Linked DNA regions of Homo sapiens: all the other regions are linked to region 2. The links are chromatin contacts, found by Hi-C or POLR2A ChIA-PET in ENCODE. All regions are on one chromosome and are shown on one strand. Each heading gives the region's core, a stretch centred on a gene start or an enhancer-like site at or near the end of the contact. The rest is flanking DNA. Distances are from core to core; before and after follow the strand shown.

Region 1 (2,700 bases), core at 23-2,522, 660 kb before region 2:
CTGGGCGGTGGCCAGCAAGCATGGTCTCCCTTAGGCCTAGCCTCGGTGCACCCGAGTTGCCCTCCCCCTTCCATTCCCTCCGCGCCAGCAGCGATGACATCATTCCTCCCTGACTCCGGGACCGCGGACAGGCGGCAGGATCCGCGCCCAGCAAGGACTTCAGGCACGTAGGCCTAAGATGATGGGGGCTCTTCCCAACCAGTGCGCACAGGCAGCTCCAGCGCGACCCCACTTCCTCTCCCGTCGGTTCCCGAGCACTCTCATCTGCACCCCGATTCCCCATCTGGTCGCCGCGCACTCTCCTTCCCGGTTTAGATGCCCCCAGCCTGGTCTGCCTGCGCTCCCCACCGGAGAACGGAATTCCCAGGTTCTGCACCAACCACCTTCCCCCACTGGGTCCCTCGCCCCGGCCCAGCGTTCCTGTCCGTATATCCAGCGGACAGGCGGGCAAGCCCCTCCTCTTCTAAAAGCTGATTCCCAATCTCTCTTAGCCTGACGGCTCCCCCGCCCTAAGCATCACAGGCCTCTAGGACTAAACGCCTCCCCACCTCCCATCCCAGACCCCTGGGCCTGCCGCCGGCGGTGCCCCATGGCAGTTCCCTCGCCAGTCCCTGCTATGGGCCTCCACTAGCGGTGTGCACCTTTGTGCCCCCTCCGTTCCATCCGACGGTGCCCTGCTTCCACCGACGGTGCCCTCCGCCCTTACAGGTCCCTTTGCTCTCATCCAGCATATTCTCCCACGGTTTTCTTGTCCTGCAAGTCCCCGTCCCCCGGCAATACGTTTTCAGGGATCTCTTTGCCCCATCCGATGGCGCCCCTCCGCACGATCCCCCCGGCCTGATTCCCTCCCTCCCCCTCAAGCGACGCCCCCTCCGGCCTTGGCCTGCCCGCCGCCCGCCCCCTCACCAGCGGCTGCATCTCCGAGTGCGCGGTGGGCACCTGGAACCGGTCGATCTCCTCCATCATGGTGCCGGCGGGCGAGCGGGCCAGGGGCCGGGCGCGGCCGCGGACGCCGACAGGACCGCGCGGGGCGGCGGCCCCAGGAGCCCGGCGGGTGGTGCAGACTAGGCCTCCCCGGACCACTCGGGCGGGCAGGGGCCGGGCGGATGCAGGGGTGGGCGGGGGCGAGAGGTTCGCAGACTGGCTGAGGCCGGCGTGACTCCGTGGGCTTGCCTAGCACTACCGCGGCTGTGGCCGGGCCGAGCCGCAGGTCTTGCCTCGCCTCCTACTCCGCTGCCGCCTCCTGTCAGCAGCTCAGCCACTGCGGTGACTCGGCAACTCCACTTCCGGGTCCGGGACACCGCCCGGATCTTGCATTATTCATGAGGAGGCGGTGCCTGGGGACCCCAGCCCCACCCACATGCGGGAGTTCCGAATGCGCGCGGCCGCCCAGCTGTGATTCCTGAGGGGGCGGGGCTTAGTGGAGACTCGCTCGCCGCGCGCCCAACCCCGCCTCCTTTCCGGGCCGGCTGGGCGCGCCGAAGCGCCTGCGCCTTGGCTGCTGGTCGGTTGCTGGGTAACCGCGTCAGGGAGTTGGATTCTATCCTGCAAGGGCACGGGGACCCACAACGACGGCTGTCCCTAAAGAACCGTTGCGACTGGTAACTGAAGTGGAAGAGAGTCCAGATTTCTTGTGTGTGGTCAAGGAGACGGACAAACTTTTTGTCTTCAGACGAGGGAGCGTTTTGTAGGCTCTCCAGGGGTTGAGATGATTCCTGCTTCTGCGAAGGCTCCCCATAAACAGCCTCATAAGCAGGTAACGTACGCACACCTTCCTTCTGATGACCTCTGACCTTCGTCGTCGCCAGTGACCACTAATCATACCTCTCCTACTGATCCTTGATCTTTTCTCTGTTGACCCCAGCCTTCTCACCCCCGTGACCTCTGGTAAGTGCTCCCACTGACCTCTGACTCTGTCCTACTCTTTCCCACTAATCCCGGCCTCCTCTCCCATACTACCCCAATCCACCGTTTCTTACCTCTCTCCTTTTATCCACCATTCCCATCTCTTCACTTCACTTTACCCCATGGACTCATTCTGACCAGTCTATTCTCCTTAACTTCCCCATCCCCATTCCCACGAGTCCCTTCCTCCTTGTTCTCACATTCTTGTCCCAAAGGAATTTTTCTTTTTCTTTTTCTTTCTTTCTTTCTTTTTTTTTTTTTGAGACAGAGGCTCGCCCTGTAGCCCAGGCTAGAATGCAGTGGCGCCATCTCAGCTCTCTGTAACCTCTGCCTCCTGGGTGCAAGCGATTCTCCCACTTCAGCCTGACGAATAGCTGGAACCAAAGGCATAGGCCACCACGCCCGGCTAAATTTTGTGTTTTTGGTAGAGACGGGGTTTCCCCATGTTGCCCAGGCCCGTCTCTAACTCCTGAGCTCAAGCGATCCTCCTACCTTGACCTTCCGAAGTGCTGGGATTACAGGCGTGAGCCACGGCGCCCAGCCTCAAAGGCATTCTTTATCCAACCCTTTGCTGTGTGCCTAGCTCCAGGCTAGGTGGGAACACAGCTCTTGCTGTTTGGGAGCCCACAGAGGGTGTGCAAGAGAACTAAACAGAATACAGGACAGGCTATGTGCAGGAGTGTGATTTTATTTTCTGTGCTGGGAGATTTATGAGGAGAGAAAGGGCAGGCAAAGAGGAAGAGGAGAGAGGCCCTTTTCTCATCCCTGTCCTCACCCCCACAGTGCACAACCCAA
Region 2 (2,700 bases), core at 200-2,699:
GGTGGTTGTGTGAGGAGGCTGGCTTGGGGCCCCTTTTAGCAACACTGTCACACTCATTTAGCCACTGTGTGGAACTCAAGCCTTTCCCACCCTCTCCCAGCCAGCCCAGGGGCAAAAAGAACTCTAGCACTCCATCAAATCCCCTCAGGGAAGCAGAGGAGCCCTCAAGAGAACTAGGTCCTAGCCTGTTCTGATAGTGCTTCCAAGCCTGGAGTGTGGGGAGCCACTCCCTCTTCCTCCCCTAGCTGTGGCTGGAACCTCACAACCCTTACTGGGTTCAGCTTACAGTCGTGGCCCACCTCTCAAAACAGACAGAAGACCCTCAATACTCCTCACCACTTCCCCCCTCCCACAGAAGCCCTAGCGTTCCCTACCCAGAAGGATAAGGGTGGGGAAAATCTGTTTGTGGCAAGTGGTTAAATGTGGCTACCAGTCACTTGGGGATCTATGCGAGAGACCTGGGTGGTAGTGGTGGGGGTGGGGTCTGAGCCCTGCCGCTGGTTACCAGGGTCTCTGGTCATTGATAACAAAGTACCGGGCAGGGCACAGCTCCTAGATGGGCAAGGGCCAGGCCAGGCCCTGGGGCAAGGAAGGAAGTGGGAAATGAGCACACCCAGAGCATAAGGGCAGGGCGGGGGAGGGGGGAGACAGAGACCAAGGCCGGCTCTGGGAGGAACAGGAACTAGGATGGGGGGTTGACAGGAACCCAGCGGGGGAAGGGTCCCCCGGGACCTCAGCTTAGGGAAGAAACCCCAGTCTCAGCTGGACAGATCCAAAATAGACTGAGGAGACATTCACACAAGCCCTAGTGACAAGCAGGGTCTGACTCCTCTCTGAGTGCCCAGGCCAGAAGGCGGAGTTAAAAGCTGAGCAGACAGGAGTGCAATAGATTGGCCTCTTCACCCCACTAACCCCAACACCCTTGCTCTTAGAACCCAGAACACAAGTGTCTTCCTGTAGTTACTACAATGCCCTAAACTGTTACTTTGTCAAAGTACTGGGGGTTCTGTTCTCCTGCCTCAAGTTGGGCCTACAACCCCTTCCCCTAGATAGTGCCCGCAGACCCTCCGACACCGCTACACTCCTTCTCCATTAAACAGCCCCCCTTCCTTCAAAGCACCTCCATGTCCCCTGCCCCTCATGTACCTCCTCCAACCCCCCACATCAGACAGAGACAGCCCCCTCACAATGTACCTCGCAACCCCCCCACAACAAAGCGCTCCCGCCCTTCCCCCATAGAGGCCTCTGGAGAATGCACCTTGTTGCCCACACATTGAGTCCCCAACTGCTCCCGCGACTTCGTATCTTCCCTCAACACACAGCAGTCTCCAGATCGTCTGCAAAGCGCACCCCCATCCGCGTCCCTTCTTCCACGCTCACCCTGCCCCACACCTGTAGTTCCGTGGGTCCCGTTGCACTTGGGGACGTGGTAGTGGTTGGGGCAGTTACTGAGCAGCCCTAGCTGTAGCCTCCGCCTGCAAACCTCGCCCCTTCAGTCTGAGCCCCGCCCCCGCAACGCCCGGGCCCACCCTCTCCCTTGTCCCACCTTCCACCTTCTGTGGACTTGTCCCTTTCCTCGTTTAATTTCTCGAGCTCCTCCCCTGTAGCCCGGGCCCCGCCCCCTTCTGACCTCGCACCTCCTTCGCGTTTTCTTTGCATTTCCCCAGGATCCTCAGCTTTTCCCAGGCCCCACCCCCGATCCCCGCCTCCTCTCGGTCTCTCCGCCTTTCACCAGGACCCGCCCCCTCGGATTCCAGCCTGGCAGAAGTCGCGCCAAGACCCTTCCACCACGATCCCCCTCCCATCTCAGAGCCCCTCCTCCTTCCGCCCCTTCTCCCTCACGCCTCACCCGGGCGGTCGCACTCCAACCAGGATCCGCTGGCTCTGATTGGCGGTGGCGGCCCCAAAGGAGGAAGGAGGAGACAAAGTGATGGTCGCAGGTCGCCTGAGGTCCCACCCCGGCCACGTGCGGCTTCTGTGATGACAAGTCTAGAGGGGCGGGGCCTCGGCCGGCAGGCTGCTAGCCTGAGCGGAGCGGATCAGGGCAGAGGTGGGGAGATGGAGCCAGGGCCAAAGCCACCAGCCTGAGGGCTCTGAGCCGGGTTGGGGCTATCTCGCTGCTTTCGCACCGGTGTGAGCTGCCGCCGGAACTCTAACCTCTTTGTAGGGATGTCTGGGTGGGCGCGTGCATTTGCACTAATAGGGGAGGTCCGTAGGGATTGCAAGGTAGTGCAAGGAATCTCAGGGGTCTGTGAAAATGAGGGAATCTGGGCGGTGGGGTTCAGGTCTGCGAGGTTGAGCAGTTTCTGAAGCCTACGCTGTGCAGGCGGGTGTGGGTTCTGGGATGGGATGGACAGTAGGAGTCAGATCAGTACCTACTGAGGCAGGTCAGCGAGATCTGTGAATTTTACGAGATGAGTGTTGATATGGAGTTAGGAGGGCCTGCAATTGCTGGAGAAAAGTGAGGCCTTTCCCTTGTACAGGTGTCTAATGAACTGCATGACAGTTACATATGTTCTGCAGTTTAAGCGGCGCCCTCTCCAACCTCTCCCCAGGAGATACAATAAGGGAGGGCGACGCTTCCCAGACACCGGTAGATGGCAGCACAGGACACTTGCAGAACTGAGACAGCCCAGCTCAGCGCCGATCTGTGGCCTCTCCGAGGAGCGGACCGTTTGGGTCTGGATTTGATCAAGTTCT
Region 3 (2,700 bases), core at 148-2,647, 520 kb after region 2:
ATAATTTCTTGAAATAAGTGCTCCCTTTATTTTTCCTGTGCGTGTGTTGTTTAAAGCTTGCTATCTTTTTGACAGTATAATATATGATACAGGGTAATTGAGAGAGTTTCTCATGTTACGCTGTTTTCTCATTTCACATTTTTATTTTGTGAACATAGTATTTTCATTCTTTTTTTAAAAACCAGTTTTATTGCATTGTAATTTATATACAACAAATTGATCCATTTTAAGTGTACAATCCTATGAGTTTTGACAAGTGTATTCAGTTGTGTAATTACCACCACAATTAAGATACAAAACCTTCCTATCTCTCCCAAAATCCTCCTATCCCTTTGCAGGAAGTCTTCTCCCACCTCCCCCAGCCCGTAACTTAAATTTCTCTTGTTTGATATCAGTACAGATGTTCCTTGACTTAGGATGGGACTACGTTCCGAAAAACCCATCATAAGTAGAAAGTAATGTTAGTCGAAAATGCATTTAATACCCTGATAAACCCATCGTAAAGTCAAAGAATCCTAAGTTAAACCATTGTTAAGTCGGGGATTGTCTGTATATAGCCTCTGGTTTTTAAAATAATATTTAATATTTGCCTGGTATCTCTTTCCATGTCTTTATTTTAAAACTTTATCACTTTAAGTGTGTTTCTCTTAAGTAATGTGTGCCTAAATTTGATTTATAACAAAATCTGACAGTCTTTTAATGGTAGATTTCAGTCCGCTTTTATTTACTGTAATGAGTGATGTATTTGATTTTCTTATTTCCATCTTACTTGTTTTAAAGTTTTTTTATATTGTTGTTAACTCTTCTTTTTTTTAATCTTTGCTAGATTAAATAAATTACTACTCATTCAATTTTTCTCCTCATTAATTTGGAGTTTGTCATTCTATTAATAGTTACCATCCCTGTCCCTGCTCTCAGATAGATACACATGACTTTTCTAGTGTATGAAAACAACAGCTACTATTTCCAGAATACTTTAATTACCTTCTATTTCCTCCCCATCCCAATAAAATGTAATCTTTTTTATTTTTGAGACAGAGTCTCACTCTTGTTCCCCAGGCTGGAGTACAGTGGCACGATCTTGGCTCACTGCAACTTCCACCTCCTGGGTTCAAGCGATTCTCCTGCCTCAGCCTCCCAAGTAGCTGGGATTACAGGAGCCCGCCACCAGGCCCAGCTAATTTTTGTATTTTTAGTAGAGACAGGGTTTCGCCATGTTGGCCAGGCTGGTTTTGAACTCCTGACCTCAGGTGATCCGCCCACCTCGGCCTCCGAAAGTGCTGGGATTACAGGCGTGAGCCACCGCGGCTGGCCAAAATGTGACCTTTAGATTACTTTCACTTCCCTTCCTTTCTCCCATTTTTCCTCCCCACCTCTCCCTGCCTTAGACTTCTGGAACACTTTTACCTTCCCCTTATCCCCACCGCCTGACTCCACAGTTTTAATGAGATAATTTAGTCCTTATTAGAATTTCCCTTATAGTGTGTTCCATCTGTTTCAAGAGTCCTTATTTAGCATATATGTTACACCTCATAAACAGACATGGTTCGTTGCTCCCCACTGGTTTCTTGCTTCTTCTCTTCCCCTGTCTTGAAGTCTGTGTTAGGATTCATTTGTTGTTTATTAGAGTCTCTTCTCAAAAGTATTTCTCAGATGAGGTACTCAGTGATTTTTGCAAATCTTTTTTTCTTCCTTGGCTGGGTATAGGTTGCAGGCCTTTTCTTTCATTAGCCCACATTCCATCTGGGGGTCTTTTAACTTTCAGGGTTGCAGATGAGAAAAAATAACTTGCTTTCTGCCTTAAAGTATGTAAGATTTCCTATATTCTTAGAGTTTTGGAATTTTTGCCTATATGTAGCTGAGTGTGTGTCTTTTCGTTTCAATTGGAGCTGGAATCATTCTTTCTTCAGCTTAGAGAAATTTCATCTATTATTTAATTATGATCTCTCCTCTCTTGTTCCTTTTTCTCCTGGAACCCACAGCATTTGCAGGTTAAGTCTACTCTATCTGTTCCAGGCTTCTACCTTCTACCACATATTTGCAATTCTATATTTTTGTGCTAGATTTTGAGACTTTTTTTCTATTTAATTTTCTAGACCTATTTTGGGGTTTCAGCAATGACTGTCCTCTCCTTTGATTTATCAATGGAAATTTTTAGTTCTGAGATCACATTTTCTAGTTCAAGGAAATCTTTTGTGTTTGAGCTTCACACATATCTCTTCCAGGCTCTCATTTTTTCTGTCAGGGATTCAGCTGTCTCTGCCAGCAGGTTCCTCTGCCCTCTGGTTTTTCTGCATTCTCCCAGCCTCAAGGGCTGAGAAATTAAATCCACCATTAGTTTTGCTGGTAGTTAAGACCCAGAAGAGTCATGATTGTCCTTGGGAAGCAGGCTGTCTCTGAGACTTGCTTTCTTCCTGAAAGTCCTTGCTTTTGGCTCTGAGGCTGTTTTCCAGAACTTGTCTATAAGGAATTCTCTCTGCTTGGAGCCCAGAGGAGCCCACTTAAAGTTTGTCACCTATAGCTGGAGTTGTCAGAGGGGGTGTGGAATGGAGAACCTCACTAGAGTTTCCTAGAATTCTCTTGCTCTAAGAGGTCTAAGTATCACTATTAACAAATAAAAAGTCACCAAAACACTTAAAGCCAGGAAGTGTTGAAAGTAGTTACCTCTGGGAACTATGACTGGGAGTAGGAATTGGAATT
Region 4 (2,750 bases), core at 119-2,618, 740 kb before region 2:
TAGGTGGCTCAGATCACACCTGTGAGTTTATATTCATTCATTCAAGATAACCAAAGCCCTATTCTGGGCACCAAGGAAATAAGGAGAGAGAGGGTCAGTATCTGAAGAGGAGAGAGACTTCCTCATCCTCAAAACTTTCATATGAAGTCAGCCTATCTCATGAGCCCTGGAGGCAGGAAGAGGCCACCAAGGTGGATTCAAAAGCCCTTTCCGACAGTTATGTTTTGAGAATCTTAATTTTCTGGGATCTGAAGTTCTTTGATGAAAGACAGAAGCCCACAGGCCTGGGCACCCACCCACCCCAGGCACCATGATAGTGTCCCAAATGTCACCACAGCATCCAGTTCTATCAACAATGTGGAACAGCAGACATAGCTGCAGTGTCCATTTTACAGGTGAGGAAACGTGGCCCAAACAGAAAAAGGAACTTGTCTGAAGTTAGCCAGGTATCAAGGCTGCCTGGATCTAAAATCCCAGCCCAGCTCTCCACAGTGTAAGTTTTAGGAGATGGGAGATAATGATCTGACCTGGCTGCCTGAATGCAGTAGCAGAAAGGAGCCCTGGGGCTGAGCTGGTGGGACCAGCTTCCATCAGATGGACATGGCATGGTGAGGCCTGTCTTTCCAAGGGCTGGTGCTGCTGCTTGCTCCACGCGGACCACGAAGACCACGAGGGCAGCAAAGAGGGCAATTTTAATGGCATCTGGTACCGGGGCTTTGGGGGAGGAAGTCTGTGGTTCCGGTGTTAACAGTGGTGCCAGAGACCTCTGTAATCTGCCGCCTCCGCCAGGTGGAGTCTGGGCTCTGCCCCTGCTGAGCCTCTCCCCACCGGACACTCAACCTCAGCCTTGGCTGCCACAGCTAGTCTGGTCTGAGGGGGAGGGCCCCGCCCGACTCAACTGAGGGGAGGCCATTCCAAGTAGAATCGTTAGTTGGACACAGTTCCCGGGGGGATGGAAATGTCAAAGGCAACTCGATCCGGCCCATCTCCCTCTCCTGCCAGGCGACGGTATCCGCGGGGATCGAGTGACTGCCTACATAGCCTGGAATACTCCACAGCCGCCCTCCCTACCCCGCCCTGAAGGCTATACTGTCCGAAGGGGCCGACCGAGGTCAAGGGACCTGTCGCCCCGCGGGAATCGCGGCCGTGGGATGGGCCCAGGTGTTCAGGCTCGCTCCACCCATTCATCGGTGGGAGCGAAAGTTCAGGAATCGTGCTCCTTCAGCAGCCCCCCGCCCCCCACAGCCCTCCCGCTGGGCTCACCCATTGCAGTTACAGCCCGGCAGAAGCGGGGGTGAAAGAGCTTCCCGCCGATCCCCTGCGCTTGAACCAGAGTGAAGCTGCCGCCGCGCCGCGCGGGGCTCTGTCTGGCAGGGCACAGCCCCTCCTCGGGTCCCGCCCTGGGGTTCCTCGGCCACGCCCCAGTCATCCAGTCTCGTCTCGGGCCTCAGAGTCCAGCCCTGCCCTTGACGTTCGACCCCTCCTCCCAGGTTATCAGGCGGATCTGTGGCCCCGCCCCTCAGCCCCACCTTCCTCCCACCGCTCTGTGCTCTGCCCCTGGCATTTCAGGCTTGCTCAGTCCTGCGCCCCGCGGCTCCGACTCCCGCCGGCGGGCCCGCCCCTCCTGGGCCACTGCTAACCCGCAAGCGGGCGGGGCTCGGCCCCAGGCCTGCTGGGACATGTAGTTCTGCAGAAAGGAGCAGCTGCGGAAGGTTGGGGTTCTTGCACCTCTAGGCTAGGTTTGGAATGAGGATGAGAGGGAGAGAGCTGCAGGGTAAAGGAGCAGAGCTGGCCATTGGAATTCCTTCCTTCCCGGTTTGGACAGGTGGAGGCCATATCGGTATAACGCTCTCACAAGCCCTCAGCTTTCCATACGGAAAAGTGGTGGCGGAATTCCGCGAGTATCTCAGCTCCCAATGCAGGTGCTTCCAATCGAGGGCCCCACGGAGGGAGCTGTAGTTCCAACCCGCCGCGAGTCCAAGCTGTCGGTTCCCACCGGACCAAACCAGCGGTGTCCGAGGTCAGGGACTGAGAAGACCGGTTTCTGCTCGGTGTTTTGCAACGTCACCCGCCTCCCAGACCGCTACCCCCAGACTAGTTATTTATAGGGTCCAGCCCCTCCTCCTAAGTTACAGCCTTTAGTTAGAAATGCCCAAGCTGCGGGAAAGTGGGTGTGCCCCGCCATGCCCCTCTCCCCGGGGGCTGGGCAAGACTCTGAGGTTTCATTTCTTTTTTATTTTATTTTATTTTTATATTTATTTATTTTTGAGTTTCGTTCTTGTTGCCCAGGCTGGAGTACAATGGCACGATCTCAGCTCACTGCAAACTCCGCCTCCCGGGTTCAAGCAATTCTCCTGCCTCAGCCTCCCAAGTAGCTGGGATTACAGGCACGCACCACCGCGCCTGGCTAATTTTGTATTTTTAGTAGAGACAGAGTTTCACCATGTTGGTCAGGCTGGTCTCAAACTCCTGACCTCAGGTGATCTACCTGCCTCGGCCTCCCAAAGTGCTGGGATTACAAGTGTGGGCCACCGCGTCCGGTCTTTATTTTTTTGAGAGAGGGTCTCGCTCTGTCGCCCAGGCTGGAGTGCAGTGGCGTTAACATAGCTCACTGCAGCCTCAATGTCCTTGGTTCAAGCTATCCCCTCCCGCCTCAGGCTCCTGAGTAACTTGGACCACATGTGTGTGCCACCATACCCTGCTAATTTTTAAATTTTTTTGTAGAGAAGGGGTCTCTTTATGTTGCCCCA
Region 5 (2,700 bases), core at 194-2,693, 640 kb after region 2:
TATGCTGCCCCAGGCCCCAGCACCAGCACCATAACCATCTGAAACTGGCCCACCCTGGTGCTAGTTCCTTCCGGATACTGAGAACTCAGCACCTGGACTCTAATGGGACCCACTTTTTCCACCTGGGGTCCAATGTCGTGGACAGTGAGAGTCGGGCTTTCAGCTATAGCATTAATTTATTTGTTCAGAATACATTGGCAGCTGCTAGTGGTTTCCCTGGAAGTGGCAGCAGCAGTGAGCAGTCAGCAGATGGATGATCAGTTGAGTTTAGCTGGAGTGGGGAGCAGGAGCCCCAGGAACAGGGGTGTTGGCTGAGCCCCATTCTGGGTCAGGCCCTCCCCCTTTGCAGGGCAGCCGAGGGTCAGATTTTTGCACCAAGGAGAACTGGCAGGTTCCTGCCTCCTGACGTACCTCACACCCAGCCGGGAAGTCGATGGGATGCTGGGACCTGGGGAACCAAGGATAGGGGAAGGAGTCAGCACAGTGAAAGGCTGCCTTTATCCCTGCCCACATGTTCCCTCTCTCACAGTTTTCCCCCCACAGAGCCCCTTTCAGTGGCCCCTTGGTCCTCCTAACTAAGCTGTCACCTACCATATGTGGGCCTTTTTGTTTTATAACAGGAGTATTTTCTCTCCAGGTCCACCCCAACCTCCCCTGATTTATAGCCTGAAGCCTTATCTTTCACACTAGTGTTGGTCCCTTCAGGTTTGGCCCATCTTGTATTGCTCTTCTGTTCATTCTTACATCACAGCAATCTAGTCACTCCCTGGTCATCCCTCAGTCACTCATATCAGAGTCATTCTCTCTGGCCATCTTTGGTCACTCACGTGTCACAGCAGCCCACGCCAACAGGATGCAGACAGGTGCAATGGAAACAGTCCTTGCGGAGCCAAGACTCACCCAGGGTAAAATATTTCCCCTCATAGTGACAGGGGGCTAGGGAAGAACGGGAAATGTTAGTAGGTGTAGGAGTGCTGATGAGAGGCAGAGGCTCTTCTGGTCTGGGGTGGAGACAGTAAGTACGCACTATCCCCGTATTTAGTTTGTCTTTCCTGTTTCACAGCTGGAGGAAGCCTGGGTATTTTGACACGGGATCATCTGTAAGGCCCCATCCTCCCTGTGCCCTCTCTGCTGCTCCTCCATTCCTAACGCTTCACCCCACTTTACCTTGAGCTTGGAAGTAGCACTTGCTGTAGACTCCTGGGTGCTGGAGGAGTAGAGACATCACCAAGCAGATGATCCCCCAGCCTCCTAGGATCCCCTTGGCCTGTCCAGCCCAGAGCATCCTTAGGGCCATTGCTGCTGCACAGCCCTCTCAGACCCTTCTTGGCCTCTGCTCAGCTACTCTGGTCTTGACTCCTTGACTTTGCTTTGCGTTGCTCCTTGAGTCTTAGTTTCTGTCTTTCTCCCCTGGGCTCCTGTCTCACACTATCTCCCTGCCCTCTGCTCTCACAGGCTGGGGATGTTTATAAAGTGAGGACCCTGGCCCCCTGCTGAGTAGAGCTGGAAAAGTTGTAACTCTGTTTCCTGAGGTGAGGGCATGAAAACAAGAGGTCTAGCTTTAACAAGCTGTGAGAGCTGATTCATGCCCCGGCACAGCTAGAGGGAGGGAGGTGGCCATGGAGGGGGCACTGGACTGGGCACTTCCCCAGCAAGGAGGCAGGAGGGGCGAGGGCCCCCAGGTGGTCCCCAGATCTCTTCCCTGACCTGGAGAGAAGGAAGCATTCCACCTTCCCCCTTTCTCCCCCACTGCCACCACCAGGGGTGTGTATGCTGGGATCCCTGCCTGGACCGGAGGGAGGCATTTCCTGGGGATGGTTAATCCTGTGCCCCAGCCAAACCCAGGAGCTGCAATAGGGTGCGACGGCCAGAAGCTCCAGGAGAGTGAGCAGGCACCTGGAGTGGAGACTGTGTTTCCCTCAGATCCTAGGGCAGGGTTTCCCTAATGTATCCAAGAAATAGGGCTGCCCCTCAGAGATGGTGGGGAGGGTCTCTTTTCCTCAGGCATTCCAGAGGTGAACTGTCCATTGCTTATCACCTTCAAACATACAGCAGATGTGGGATCACCCCACATCTGGGGATGGTTCTTTCCCCTTTCAAAGAGGAGCATCTCTAAGTGCCCTGATGGGATGAATCACTCCAGGTTCACAGAGGTGTCCTCTCTTTCCTCCCATATATAATGGAGTGAGGTTTTTAGGAATTTATCATTTGGCATCCTCTGAGTTTCCCACAGGTTCTGGAGGAGCCCAGGATGGATTATTGAGAGCATGGGCTGTAGAGACAGTCTTCTTGGATTCAGATCCTGACTCCACTTAGCTATGTAACCTGGTCAGATTACTTCACCTCTCTGAGCCTGTTTCCTCATCTATAAATTGGGGATAGTAATGCCAACTCATTGGGCTGTTATGAGGATTACTGAGATAATGCGTGCAGTGCTCTTATCACCATCTCTGGTGCGTAAGCGTCAGGAAATAGCAGTTGCTGTGATTGGGGCTAAAGCTCTGAGGCAAAATGGGCGACATTATTTTCTTTGAATGACATTAAGCAGTTTGTGCATAGCTGAGGGCTTCTATTGGGGATGGCTGTCTCCTGGCATAGACCTCTGCACCTTTCACACTCATACTCCTTGTCAGCAGTCCCCAACCTTTTTGGTACCAGGGACCGGTTTTGTGGAAAACAATTTTTCCACCAGTGGATGGA
Region 6 (2,700 bases), core at 192-2,691, 920 kb after region 2:
ATCACCGCGTGCTGAAGTAAACTTTAAAATTTTATTGTGCCTCAGTTTACCTTGTACACAGAAGCAACAGAGTCATCAGAGGAGATGTTTTAGATATTTTAACTTATTCATGTTTTCCTTTTGTAAACTCGAAAGAGAGGATAAATGTAAGAGCCCAAAAACATAAAAACCAACTTTAATATATGGATTTTGTTTAGAACTTGAAAAATTGTAAAAAGAAATCATGAGACAATAAGAAAAATGTAAATAATGACTGGATATTTAATAATATTAAGGAATTTTAAAAATGTTTTAAGTAATTTAGCCCCAGGTGTCTTCATGAGAATTTAAAACGGTGGTCATGCTTTTTCAAAAAAGGAGGAAAAAGGGTTTAATTCAGGAACACACAGAGAAAAAAAGAGACAATGAATTAGCTTTGCTAGCCAGTGGCTTAAACATTCTCCACGTAGCTGCTGGGCTGATGGGTGGGGTGGGACCCACTTCCAACTTGTCTCTTGGACAAAGTCTATACTTCTCAGCCGGATATTCAAGGCTTTCCACATCTAGGTATACAAGCGTTCTCCTATCCTCTTTTCCTATCAGGAATAGGTGCTTAATAGTAACATCAAGGCCAGGCACAGTGGCTCACGCCTGCAATCCCCGTACTTTGGGAGGAGGAGGCTGGGGGATTGCTTGAGGCGAGGAGTTCGAGACCAGCTTGAGAAATATGGTGAAACCCCTTCTCTGCAAAAAAAATATAAAAATTAGCCAGGCGTGGTCACCTGCGCCCGTGGTCCCAGCTATTCAGGAGGCTGAGGTGGGAGGATCGCTTGAGCCCGGGAGGCGGAGGTTGCAGTGAGCCGAGATCGCGCCACTGCACCCCAGCTTGGGCGACAGAGCGACTCTTGCCTAAATAAATAAATAAATAATTTTTAAAGTACAACAAAGACACATTGAGGCTATAGTGCCAAAGAGCTCTAGTGATGAACCCTTGTCAGGGGGCCGTGTCTGCGGGAGGCCGAAGGATCCCGGGTGACATGCTTTCTTTGGGTGCGAGGCAGCGTCTCGGCAGAAAGAATATTGCGAGTATTACTGAGGGTACATGAAGGAGAGAAGCCCCTTTGGTTCGGCCTTGGACTAAGCCCTTGTTCTCAGGTGAACTTGCAGTGTGATCTTGAGTAAGGTCAGTCTCCTCTCTCACCTCAGTGGCCCGAAACCTCAGGAGGTGGCAGAGGTTTTCTAATGACTCTCCCAGCTCTGACATCCTCTGACTTCACTCTGGGAGAACGTGGGCTGGTGGACTCCTGGCAGAAGCCGACACACAGTTGGGCCATAACAAAGAGCCCTGGTACGGGGCACGTTCCCGCCCCCGGGAGGTTTTGGAAACACTGTGAGGCAGGGGGCGGGGCTTGAGCGGGCCGCAGCCAGTCACCAAAGGGCCGGGCGCTGGGGGCGGGGCCTCGCGCGAGCGGCGGCGGTAGCGGCGGCAGCGGCTGCGGCCAAGCTGGGTCCGAGCATCCCGCGGCTCTGGAGCCGCCCGGCCCGGACATGGCGACCGTCCGGGCCTCTCTGCGAGGTGCGCTGCTCCTTCTGCTGGCCGTGGCGGGGGTCGCGGAGGTGGCAGGGGGCCTGGCTCCGGGCAGTGCGGGTGAGTAACCTCCAGAGCAACGGTTCGAAGCTGTCGGGAGCGGCCGCCACAGCGCTCCAAGATGGCGCGGGGCAGGGGGCGGGGGTGCGCGCGACCCCCAGACCCTGCCCACGTCCGGCGACCCCGGGACCCCAGGTCTCAGCGCTCCAGAGGCTGGTGCCGAGGCGGGGCGAGTGAGGAACTCTCTCCGCCCCAAGATCTTCTGGGCGGTGACTCGGGTTTGAGGCCTTGGTCTGTCACCCACCGACACGGGCCCCCTCTTCGGCACTGACCCCTTCGCTTGCCTCTGCTGCTTGTCAGAAAAGGGTGCGATGCCCCCGCCCAGGATCGTCGCGAGGTTTAGATGGGATTTCGGATACGCAGCCGCCCTACCGCGGCCCTAGTTAGTTATTGTTACTTGTTACTTGACCCGCACTTGGTTCATAACGACCTTGGTGGCGGTGAGCACTGACGGTCCCCACAGCCCGCGTGGTGGGTCCTGGACTCGGGCAGGAGACATTAAAAATCAGTAAACCCTGTCCCCCGGGGGCTGGCAGGCTTGAGGAGAGAAATTCTTGCTCTACAAGAACTAAACCAAGGATGGATAGGAAACTGTTAAGTGCTTATTGATTGCTTCCCGCTTGCTGGCCTTTTGAGTGCACGCCGACTCCTTCCGTCCAAAAGCTCTCTCGGTAGGAGATGGGGTACAGCAGGAGATTGAAGTAACTCGAATTCAAGGCAGAAATGTCCAGAGGAAATGAAGGGCCATGTATGAGTGCACAGAGGGAGAGAGGACATCGACCTAGGATGAGTGGAAAGTGGAGTGATTCCCCCTAGCTGTACTAGACATTGAAAGATGGCTAGGACGTGTGCATGCAAAAGTGGTGAAGTGCATTGCTTACAGGGAGACAGGCAGAGACACCTTAAAAAAAAAAAAAAAAAAAGCAAAGTCAGCCGGGTGCGGTAGGCTCTCCCCTGTAATCCCAGCACTTTGGGAGGTGGAGGCGGGCGGATCCCTTGAGCCCAGGAGTTCGAGGCCATCCTGCTTAACATAGTGAAACCCCGTTTCTACTAAAAATACAAAAATTAGCCGG

The links. A loop is a pair of places that touch in the nucleus more often than their neighbours do. ChIA-PET counts read pairs that join two places held with the same protein, here RNA polymerase II (POLR2A). Pooled maps may share reads with other maps.
Region 1: a map of B cell shows a loop between it and region 2 (16-fold over the local background). The contact joins the promoter of FAM219A here to the promoter of ATOSB in region 2. A Hi-C loop is called at or near these places in 4 of 168 maps with a recorded cell type or tissue (B cell, chondrocyte, gastrocnemius medialis and 1 more), 2 of 37 single-sample maps with no recorded cell type and 15 of 50 pooled maps.
Region 3: a pooled map shows a loop between it and region 2 (2.6-fold over the local background). The contact joins the enhancer-like site here to the promoter of ATOSB in region 2. A Hi-C loop is called at or near these places in 5 of 168 maps with a recorded cell type or tissue (CD4-positive, alpha-beta memory T cell, ascending aorta, mammary epithelial cell and 1 more), 6 of 37 single-sample maps with no recorded cell type and 17 of 50 pooled maps. POLR2A ChIA-PET finds 5 or more read pairs at or near these places in 5 of 52 experiments (GM12878, MCF 10A, activated CD4-positive, alpha-beta T cell and 2 more).
Region 4: a loop to region 2 is called in a map of B cell, with 9 times the contacts of the local background. The contact joins the promoter of MYORG here to the promoter of ATOSB in region 2. A Hi-C loop is called at or near these places in 3 of 168 maps with a recorded cell type or tissue (B cell and naive thymus-derived CD4-positive, alpha-beta T cell), 4 of 37 single-sample maps with no recorded cell type and 13 of 50 pooled maps.
Region 5: a loop to region 2 is called in a map of B cell, with 7 times the contacts of the local background. The contact joins the promoter of MSMP here to the promoter of ATOSB in region 2. A Hi-C loop is called at or near these places in 3 of 168 maps with a recorded cell type or tissue (B cell, CD4-positive, alpha-beta memory T cell and naive thymus-derived CD4-positive, alpha-beta T cell), 1 of 37 single-sample maps with no recorded cell type and 11 of 50 pooled maps. POLR2A ChIA-PET finds 5 or more read pairs at or near these places in 1 of 52 experiments (common myeloid progenitor, CD34-positive).
Region 6: a loop to region 2 is called in a map of B cell, with 7 times the contacts of the local background. The contact joins the promoter of RECK here to the promoter of ATOSB in region 2. A Hi-C loop is called at or near these places in 2 of 168 maps with a recorded cell type or tissue (B cell and ascending aorta) and 6 of 50 pooled maps. POLR2A ChIA-PET finds 5 or more read pairs at or near these places in 1 of 52 experiments (AG04450).

The regions. Positions count from the first base shown.
Region 1 is chr9:34,457,298-34,459,997 of GRCh38, forward strand. FAM219A (family with sequence similarity 219 member A) reads right to left here and starts at 1,273. Exons shown (of 6, transcript NM_001184940.2): 1 at 907-1,273. The coding sequence starts at 966. DNAI1 (dynein axonemal intermediate chain 1) reads left to right here and starts at 1,508. Exons shown (of 20, transcript NM_012144.4): 1 at 1,508-1,756. The coding sequence starts at 1,709. RefSeq lists a silencer at 945-1,194 and enhancers at 1,071-1,611, 1,174-1,468, 1,565-1,634.
Region 2 is chr9:35,114,413-35,117,112 of GRCh38, forward strand. ATOSB (atos homolog B) reads right to left here and starts at 1,450. Exons shown (of 9, transcript NM_025182.4): 1 at 1,393-1,450. RefSeq lists an enhancer at 1-261 and a silencer at 1,595-1,654.
Region 3 is chr9:35,633,339-35,636,038 of GRCh38, forward strand. It overlaps a transcript of CD72 not described here. Among named protein-coding and RNA genes, the nearest start is that of SIT1, 16 kb to the right of the region's middle. Within about 2 kb of position 1,398, at least 2 of the 41 ENCODE cell types and tissues checked have a DNase peak (open chromatin) inside an H3K27ac peak, as active enhancers do.
Region 4 is chr9:34,375,530-34,378,279 of GRCh38, forward strand. It overlaps MYORG (myogenesis regulating glycosidase), which reads right to left and starts at 1,369. Exons shown (of 2, transcript NM_020702.5): 1 at 1,264-1,369. RefSeq lists enhancers at 136-717, 718-1,298 and a silencer at 1,344-1,733.
Region 5 is chr9:35,752,833-35,755,532 of GRCh38, forward strand. It overlaps MSMP (microseminoprotein, prostate associated), which reads right to left and starts at 1,444. Exons shown (of 3, transcript NM_001044264.3): 1 at 1,168-1,444; 2 at 828-936; 3 at 158-448. The coding sequence starts at 1,297. The coding sequence ends at 268. RGP1 (RGP1 partner of RAB6A GEF complex) reads left to right here. Exons shown (of 9, transcript NM_001080496.3): 9 at 1-2,700. The coding sequence ends at 42. RefSeq lists an enhancer at 58-1,257.
Region 6 is chr9:36,035,472-36,038,171 of GRCh38, forward strand. RECK (reversion inducing cysteine rich protein with kazal motifs) reads left to right here and starts at 1,442. Exons shown (of 21, transcript NM_021111.3): 1 at 1,442-1,627. The coding sequence starts at 1,528. RefSeq lists silencers at 1,362-1,561, 1,572-1,721.